Regions from separate parts of the Homo sapiens genome. Here region 2 is linked to region 1. Evidence: chromatin contacts called from ENCODE Hi-C data. All regions are on one chromosome and are shown on one strand. Each heading gives the region's core, a stretch centred on a gene start or an enhancer-like site at or near the end of the contact. The rest is flanking DNA. Distances are from core to core; before and after follow the strand shown.

Region 1 (4,307 bases), core at 1,217-3,716:
CCTGCACGTTGTGCACATGTACCCTAGAACTTAAAGTAAAATTAAAAAAAAAAAGAAGAAGATTCACCCTTCTTACCCTGACCCCTTGTCTTGTATGCAATAAATATCAGCAAGCCCAGCCATTCGGGGCCACTACCAGTCTCCGCATCTTGATGGTAGTGGTCGCCCGGGCCCAACTGTTTTCTCTTTATCTCTTTGTCTTGTGTCTTTATTTATTACAATCTCTCCTCTCCACACACGGGGAGAACACCCGCTAAGCCCTGTAGGGCTGGACCCTACAGCTGGTAATAGGATTTGATCTATATTTTGAGACAGAGTCTCTCTGTTGCCCAGGCTGGAGTGCAGGGGCGCAAACTTGGCTCACTGCAATCTCTGCCTCCTCGGTTCAAGCGATTTTCCTGCCTCAACCTCCCGAGTAGCTGGGATTACAGGCACCCACCACCACTCCTGGCTAATTTTTGTATTTTCAGTGGAGACGGGGTTTCGCCGTGTTGGCCAGGCTGGTCTGGAACTCCTGGCCTCAGGTGATCCGCCTGCCTTGGCCTCCCAAAGTGCTGGGATTACAGGCGTGAGCCACCACACCTGGCCATGATCTATATTTTTCAAAGACCCCTCTGGCTTCAGTGTAGAGCAGCAGTCTCCAACCTATTTGGCACCAGGGACCAGTTTTGTGGAAGACAATTATTCCACGAGCCGAGTGGGCGGGGGGTCATGAGATTCTCGTGAGGAGCGGGCAACCTAGATCCCTCGCATGTGCAGTTCCCAATAGGTTTCGCGCTCCTGTGAGAATCTAATGCGCGGCTGATGTGACAGGAGGCGAAGCTCAGGCGGTGAGGCTCCCTCGTCCACTGTTCACCTCCTGCTGTGCGGCCCTGTTCCCACCCGGGGTTGGGAACCCCTGGTGTAGAGAATGGGCTTTAGGGAGGTGAGTGACAGGAAGGAGACCGCTCAGGAGGTTGGAGCTTTTCCAGGAGAGAGGTGGCTTAGACTAGGGTGGAGTCGGTGGAGATCTTGAGAAGGGGTAGATGAAAGTCATATTTGAAGGTGGAGTGATGGGCTTGCTGATGGGCTGGCATTGAAGTAGACATGAGGGTGGCACCAAGGGTGTCTCCCAGACATCCTCTTGAATGGTTGCCGTGACATCATTTCCTGAGGTCGGAAATTGGGAGCTAAACTTCAATTTGAATTCAATTTGAATCCTGTCTCTACAATTCCCAACCACGTGACCCTAGACAGGTTGCTATTTTTTCTCCAGCCCTTTCCTTATTCAAAAGGGGAAAACCAGTAACTACTTTTGTGAGATTGTTTGAAGAGTCAATGAGACAACCCATGAAAATGCCCAGCCAGGAGCCTGAACCTTATCAATAACCTTATATTGGATGCCATTGCCGCTCCAAGATTTATTAGTATTTACTATCAAACTCAAGAGAGGAAACCAGCCTTGCATCCTGATGCTCTTGCAGGATTTTTCTCAGGTTCTAGCACTTGGCCTTGACTACTGAGAACTGTGATATTCCAGGCTGGAAAATATTTGCTGTCCCCAAAGGGCAGGTCAATGTGAATAATCTTTTTAATAATAACAATAATAATAATAGCTAATATTTGTAGAGCACTTATTATTGCTTGGCTCTTTTCATGGTTCATTTTATTTATTTCTTACAATATCCTACGGCGCGAGTACTTTTATTATTTTCACTTTACAGATGAGAAAATCTGAGGTTCAAGGGATTAAAGAATTTCTCCAGTGACCTCCAGCTATAAGTGGAAGAGAAGAGACTGGACTGCATCATAGGGATGTTCAGAGATCAGCCAGAAAGATCACCTTTCACAACAGGACTATGGGGCCCAGGCCCCATCCCTGTCATGCCCCTGCTCAGGTGTCTCAGGTCCGAGCGCCAGGACAAAGCCGGAGACTGCGCACTAGGACCGGTGCGCCTTGCTCACTGTCTGACTCTATCCCTCCTGCCCCGTCCACTGTCCCCACCAACGCCCTGCGCCCTCGTCCCTCTCAGTCCCGGTCCTCTCCACTCTAGCGCACTGCCCTACTCTGTCCGTACCCCCAGCCGCCGCCGCCGCCGCCGCGCCCAGTCCCTCGGTCGCTGGCCCGCCCTTCCCCGCCCCCTGCCCCCGGTCCCTCAGCCACTGCCCCGCCCCGCCCGTCCATACCCCTCCACGCCCCTCCCCATGTCCTGCCCGTCCCTCTCCATCCCCTGCACGCCCCGCCCCTCGCCCACTGCCCCGCCCCATCCCCTGTCAGTCCCGTCCATCGCCCACTGCCCCGCCCCGTCTCCTGCACGCCCCGCCCCGTCCCCTGCACGCCCCGCCCTCGCCCACTGCCCCGCCCCGTCCCCTGCACGCCCCGCCCCTCGCCCACTGCTCCGCCCCGTCCCCTGCACGCCCCGCCCTCGCCCACTGCCCCGCCTTCTCCACGCCCCGCCCCTCCCCGCCCCGCGCCTGCCGCGCATTGCAGACGCCCAGCGGCGCCAAGAACCCGGCCAAGCTGACTTGGCGACTCCTCGCAGCCCCTGCTCTGGCACGCCACACCTCAGACGAGGCTTTGAAAGTAGGGCGCAGCCTGAGAGGCCGGCCGGACCCCGAGTGCTGTAGGCGGGCTGGGAGATGGGGGCCGCCGCCACCCACATTCCCACACGCACCCGGCGCCGGCGCCTCACGCCGTGTTAGCTCGCGGCGCCAAGCCCGGAGGGTCCCGCCTGAGGAAGAAAGGTCGTCGCCCGCAGCCCAGCTGGGGCTGGAGGCGCGACCCGGGGTCTCCTCGCCCGCACGCGGAAGAAAATGGGCGCTGTGGCCTCAGTTTCCCTCTGTGAGCACCCGGCCCGGAACTCTGAGGAGTCGTCTGTGGAGGAGCCTTTGGCGTCCCCCTGCCCCTGAGCGTGGCCGTCAGCTCTTCCCAGCCCCTGCACTTTGCTTTCCCCTCCCTCACGCCCGGAAGGGTCTCGCCCTGCCCGGCTCAGCCCTCTCTCCCCACGCCCCTCTCCCAGGGTCCCCGCCCGGTCCCCTTCCGACCCCTTCCTCCCTCCCTTCGCTCCCTCCCCGCCACCGCCGCCACCCTGCCCTTTGCGGGCCGGTTTCCACGGAGTGGCCCCATCCCGGTGGCTTCACGTTGCACGAAGTCAGTTCAATCTGGAGACTGAAAAAGCCTCCGGGACGTGGGGCGGGAGGGTGCGGGGGGAGTTTGTGTGCGTATTTTGTGGGGAGGGGAAAAAGGTTAGGTAATATGTGCTCGGGAAAATCAATGTCTCAGGAATAGCAAATCTCAGGGTTTGGGTTTTTTCTTTGTTTGTTTTCTCTTTTAAGAAGTCCATCACTTAAAAAGTACATTTGATTTTTTTGAGACGGAGTCGCCCTCTGTCGCCCAGGCTGGAGTGCAGTAGGGCGATCGCGGCTCATTGCAGCCTCCGTCTCCCGGGTTCGAGCGATTCTCCTGCCTCAGCCTCCCAAGTAGCTGGGATTACAGACGCCCGCCACCGTGCCTGGCTACTTTTTGTACTTTTAGTAGAGACGGGGTTTCACCATGTTGGCCAGGCTGGTCTCCAGTTCCTGGCATCAAAGTGATCCGCCCGCCTCAGCCTCCCACAGTGCTGGGATTACAGGCGTGAGCCACTGCGCCAGGCCAAAAAGTACATTTTAAAAGTACCTCACACCACTGGGAGCCATTTAAAAAGATAAATAGGAATTTATTCCGAGAGAGCGAAACACACAGACTAAAAAGGAAAGTAGTGGAACCAGCGCAAGGTACAAGCCATATGCATTAAAATCTCCAGCTGCCCCGTAGGGGAACATGGTTTGGCGGATTGCGTCACCTTTAGTTGGGGCATAATGATTGAATTCTTGCGGTACAAATAGACACTGATGGAAGTTTACCTAAGTTTTTAATTCTTTCGCCGACTTTGTGTTCGTCTTGGCTCAGTTTTCTCTTTTATCAGTATCTTAAGTAGAAAAGAAGCAAAAAGAAGCTTCCATAGTGGCAGTGTAAGATTACTTATATGTAAGCAATAATTTGATTCTTCCCTAGAAGTCAACCAAAGTGCTATAACATCCCTTCTCATCTTTAGCTTAGTGATAGAGCCCTATGGTGTTACCAAGAATAGTACAGTTTGTAAAAATGTGCATTAATTCCTTCTCTTTGTTTTAAGTGAAGGTTTTCTTTTATCGTTCTTATTTCAAAACATTTAAATTTGATTCGTGTTTCTTCCCTTGCCTTCTAATTATTTTCTTATAGTTTCTTGTTTTCTTCATTTTTCCACTTTATGGAATGGAAACTCCACTCCACTCCACTTTTTGGAGTC
Region 2 (4,307 bases), core at 1,026-3,525, 75 kb after region 1:
AAAAATGTACACGTGTTAAATTTTATATCGGGGAAAATATTCATGAAAGCAAAATGAAAAGAATGTAAAATAGTTACTTCCTCTCTAATCCTCAATCCTTACTAGTTTAGCTAACCTTGGGTCCCCCACTCCTACCACCCCTTGCCAAGGGGTGACTCCTCCGCCCCTTGCCAAGCAGAGAGGAGACCTGCGTGACTTGGCTTGAGTTGACCTAGGGGCCATGACGTGAGTACATAGAAGAAAACCACTTCTCATTCCACTTCTATCACCACTTTCTCTTTGACAGTTTACGACTTACAAGTACTTTTTCCTCGGTAAACACCATACAGCTTCCATGGAACTTTTAAAATTGCCTCCAGCTCGGCTGCTTCAGCAAATGGGCCTCACCAGGGCCTGCCTTTTCCAGGCTCATAAAGGGACATTGCCCCTCCCTAGACCTGCCAGTCACTCTCCCCTCAAGGAGCAGAGTTGGATGGCAACAAGGCCTGAGTCTCTAGTCGCGAGATACATGCCCAGGTTTTAAGCCAAGATCCAAGGTTTCTGTTTGAGCAAAACAACCAGCAGCCAGGACACTGAGAATAGAGCTGGCTGGGCCATAGTCTGTTGTGGAATTGGGGCATTCTCCTTCCCCGTGAAAGCCTGGCCCTCCCTCCTCCACTGGCACCTGACTGCCCTCTGGGTGGAAATTCCTTCTCCTTTGCCCTGGTAGGGCACCATGTCAGTGCCGCCCTGTGCTGGGAGCAGTGCACTTCCAGCCTGCTGCCACCCCAGAGTACTGCAGTGGACAGGTCCCTGCCCAGAGCCGGCAGGTGTTCACGTGTGTGCTCCCATGTGCCCCCGGAGGTGAAAGTGTGAACATGTGCCTGGGCTGGTGCCCTAGTATGTGTGAGTACCTGCGAGGCACAAGTGTGTCTCCATGTATGTGGGCATGCAGGTGTGAATGGACTGGGAATTGACATCCCAGGAAGTGTGCGTGCATGTAGTGCTCACCCACGTGTACGCAGTGGGGGTGAGGAGTGAGAGTGCCAGGGCGTATATGGAGACAGCTGTGCCTGCGCGTGTCTGCCCTCCCTGTCCCCAGGCTGTGAGGGGTCTCAGCTCTAGAGAGGAGAGCTTCTGCCTCCACCTGGGAGATGTATCCTGCTGTGTGGGGGTGAGTCCTTGTCTGCCATGCAGACCCAGCATCTGCCACTTACACCTCAGTTTCCAGCCTTCAAACTCATTCTCCAGGTTGGAAGACGAGGTACCTGGGTTCTGGGGCACACTACCGGGATTGTCTGAGGGGCTCGGGGCAAGAGCTAACCTCTCTGAGGCCAGCGGCCCCTCTAAAAGATGAAGACAGTCCCTACTTCAGGGCTGCTATAAGGATTGATGGCGTTGGTCAAGTGCTTGGCCTGGTTCCAGGTTTACACATATGCTCTGGGATATATCTCCCCACCCAGCCCTAACTAGAGGAGCCCTGAAGCCCGCTTCCTGACATGATGGTCTTCACTTAGAGGAACTCTACTAAAACCCACCTTCCAGAAGGCTGGGGGTTCTCCTGCCTTGTGTGGGAGGCCTGGCTTGGAGCATCTGGTGGCCAGGGATGGTGAGGCTGGTGTCCCCTTGCTCCCCAGAGGTAAAGCACCTGTGCCTTGCCTGACCTCTTCCTCCCTCCCTGATGATGGGCGTCCCCTTGCAGGCGCTCCATGAAATACACGCTGTGCAGTGACAACCATGGCATCAAGCCCCCGACCCCGGAGCAGTACCTGACCCCCCTGCAGCAGAAGGAGGTGTGCATCCGGCACCTGAAAGCCCGGCTGAAGGACACACAGGACCGGCTCCAGGACCGGTGAGCGGGTGGCCACGAGCAGCCCTGGGGGTACCCCACCAGCTCCACACTCAGGGAAACCAGGGCTCTGGGGTGCCTCTTGGAGGGAGGAGTGGCTGGGGGTCTCCCAGCATCCGTCTGCTCTCTCCTTCCCAGCAAAGCCTCATTTGAGCCCACTTGCAGACCCTCATCCCCAGCAGCTACTCACCTTGACTGCTCCACGAGGCTGTTGGGGGCCAGGCGGGAGCAGTTTCCCATGAGGGCCTGTCCTGTGGGGCCTCCTGCCTGTGCTGTCCTTTCCCAGCTTCAGCCTGGCAGCTCCTTTGGCTGCTTCTTTTCCTCTGGCTCCCATCTTCCAGGAGTTGGAGCACAGGGCTTCTTTCTGACTTACTTGCCTCTTTTGGGGGAGAAACAACTCTTTATCCTTCCTCGCTTCCTCCTGAGTGAGTCACCAGAGGGCTTGTGGCCAACCTCGACTTCAGGCCCCAGAAGCCATCTACTTCCTGCTGTGGAGGATGATGATGAGAAGCCTTTTGCTGAGCTCCTCCCCAGCCCAGGTGTCTCCCAGGAGCCCCCGCAGGCCGTCTGAGCTCATTCTCAAGTGCTTAATCCCAACCCTCCCAGCTTCTACCCTCCAAGCCCAGTGGCTTCATCTTTGTGATCTACACTTCAGGGCGTCGATCTCCCATTGTCTTAACTATCCTTCTCGGGACTGTGTCTATGCAAACATGCAGCCTATTGTGAGCTGGCCAAGGTGCTGTGTGGGGCTGGAGCTCAGAGCAGGCACGATGATCGCTCCTTTTTTCTTTTCTTTCTTTTTTTTTTTTAATACAGCAGCTTTATTGCAATGTAACTTACATACCATATAATTCACCTATCAAAAGTGTACAATTAGATGATTGTTAGTTTAGTCACAGAATTTTGCAACCATTACCACTATCTAATTTCATAAATATTTCTATCACCTCAAAATAAACCCCATTCCCATTAGCAATCACCGCCAATTTCTAATTTCATCAATATTTCTATCACCTCAAAATAAACCCCATTCCCATTAGCAATCACCGCCAATTTCTAATTTCATCAATATTTCTATCACCTCAAAATAAACCCCATTCCCATTAGCAATCACCGCCAATTTCTAATTTCATCAATATTTCTATCACCTCAAAATAAACCCCATTCCCATTAGCAATCACCGCCAATTTCTAATTTCATCAATATTTCTATCACCTCAAAATAAACCCCATTCCCATTAGCAATCACCGCCAATTTCTAATTTCATCAATATTTCTATCACCTCAAAATAAACCCCATTCCCATTAGCAATCACCGCCAATTTCTAATTTCATCAATATTTCTATCACCTCAAAATAAACCCCATTCCCATTAGCAATCACCGCCAATTTCTAATTTCATCAATATTTCTATCACCTCAAAATAAACCCCATTCCCATTAGCAATCACCGCCAGTTTCTAATTTCATCAATATTTCTATCACCTCAAAATAAACCCCATTCCCATTAGCAATCACCGCCAGTTTCTAATTTCATCAATATTTCTATCACCTCAAAATAAACCCCATTCCCATTAGCAATCACCGCCAATTTCTAATTTCATCAATATTTCTATCACCTCAAAATAAACCCCATTCCCATTAGCAATCACCGCCAGTTTCTAATTTCATCAATATTTCTATCACCTCAAAATAAACCCCATTCCCATTAGCAATCACCGCCAATTTCTAATTTCATCAATATTTCTATCACCTCAAAATAAACCCCATTCCCATTAGCAATCACCGCCAATTTCTAATTTCATCAATATTTCTATCACCTCAAAATAAACCCCATTCCCATTAGCAATCACCGCCAATTTCTAATTTCATCAATATTTCTATCACCTCAAAATAAACCCCATTCCCATTAGCAATCACCGCCAGTTTCTCTCCAACCACCATAGTCCCTGGCAACCACTGATTTTTCTGTCTCTATGGATTTGTCTATTCTGGACATTTCATATAAATGGGATCACGCTGTATGCATGACCACATCGTTCTTGACCACAGCTCTGCCAAGCAGCCAATCCGGTTTGGATTTGTTGTGGTTTTAAACTACAGGCGGTTACGGGTAGCATTCAGCGAGCTTCATTGTCGGCAGAGGGAGGATTTCTATTTTTATTTTCCCTCATCTTCCCAATGATGCCCAGGATCTGCGTGGCCTTTTGCACTAATGCCTCAGGGAGCAGATGGCCCATCTCCCAGCTTCATTTCTAGGGCCAGCCCCATGGCTTAGAGCAGACCATCTGCCCTGTGTGGTTTGGGCAGGATGCCCTGGTGTAGGTGTGCTAACACCTTGACTCCCTGGTCACTGTCTGCCTGTTACTCCCACAGGAACCCATTGCAGGTCTTTACATGAAATACTGTCACTCTCCCCACACTCTCTCCATATGGAGTTTCATGCCTGTGCTTCCTGCAGTGGCCCACCTTCTGTTCCTC

The links. A loop is a pair of places that touch in the nucleus more often than their neighbours do. Pooled maps may share reads with other maps.
Region 2: a map of CD8-positive, alpha-beta T cell shows a loop between it and region 1 (8-fold over the local background). The contact joins the enhancer-like site here to the promoter of RAD21L1 in region 1. A Hi-C loop is called at or near these places in 8 of 168 maps with a recorded cell type or tissue (CD4-positive, alpha-beta T cell, CD4-positive, alpha-beta memory T cell, CD8-positive, alpha-beta T cell and 4 more), 1 of 37 single-sample maps with no recorded cell type and 10 of 50 pooled maps.

The regions. Positions count from the first base shown.
Region 1 is chr20:1,223,578-1,227,884 of GRCh38, forward strand. It overlaps RAD21L1 (RAD21 cohesin complex component like 1), which reads left to right and starts at 2,467. Exons shown (of 14, transcript NM_001384355.1): 1 at 2,467-2,563. RefSeq lists a silencer at 2,679-2,728.
Region 2 is chr20:1,298,881-1,303,187 of GRCh38, forward strand. SNPH (syntaphilin) reads left to right here. Exons shown (of 7, transcript NM_001318234.2): 6 at 1,682-1,831. Among named protein-coding and RNA genes, the nearest start is that of SDCBP2-AS1, 24 kb to the right of the region's middle. Within about 2 kb of position 2,276, at least 4 of the 41 ENCODE cell types and tissues checked have a DNase peak (open chromatin) inside an H3K27ac peak, as active enhancers do; they include CD4-positive, alpha-beta T cell and CD8-positive, alpha-beta T cell, where a contact is called at or near this core.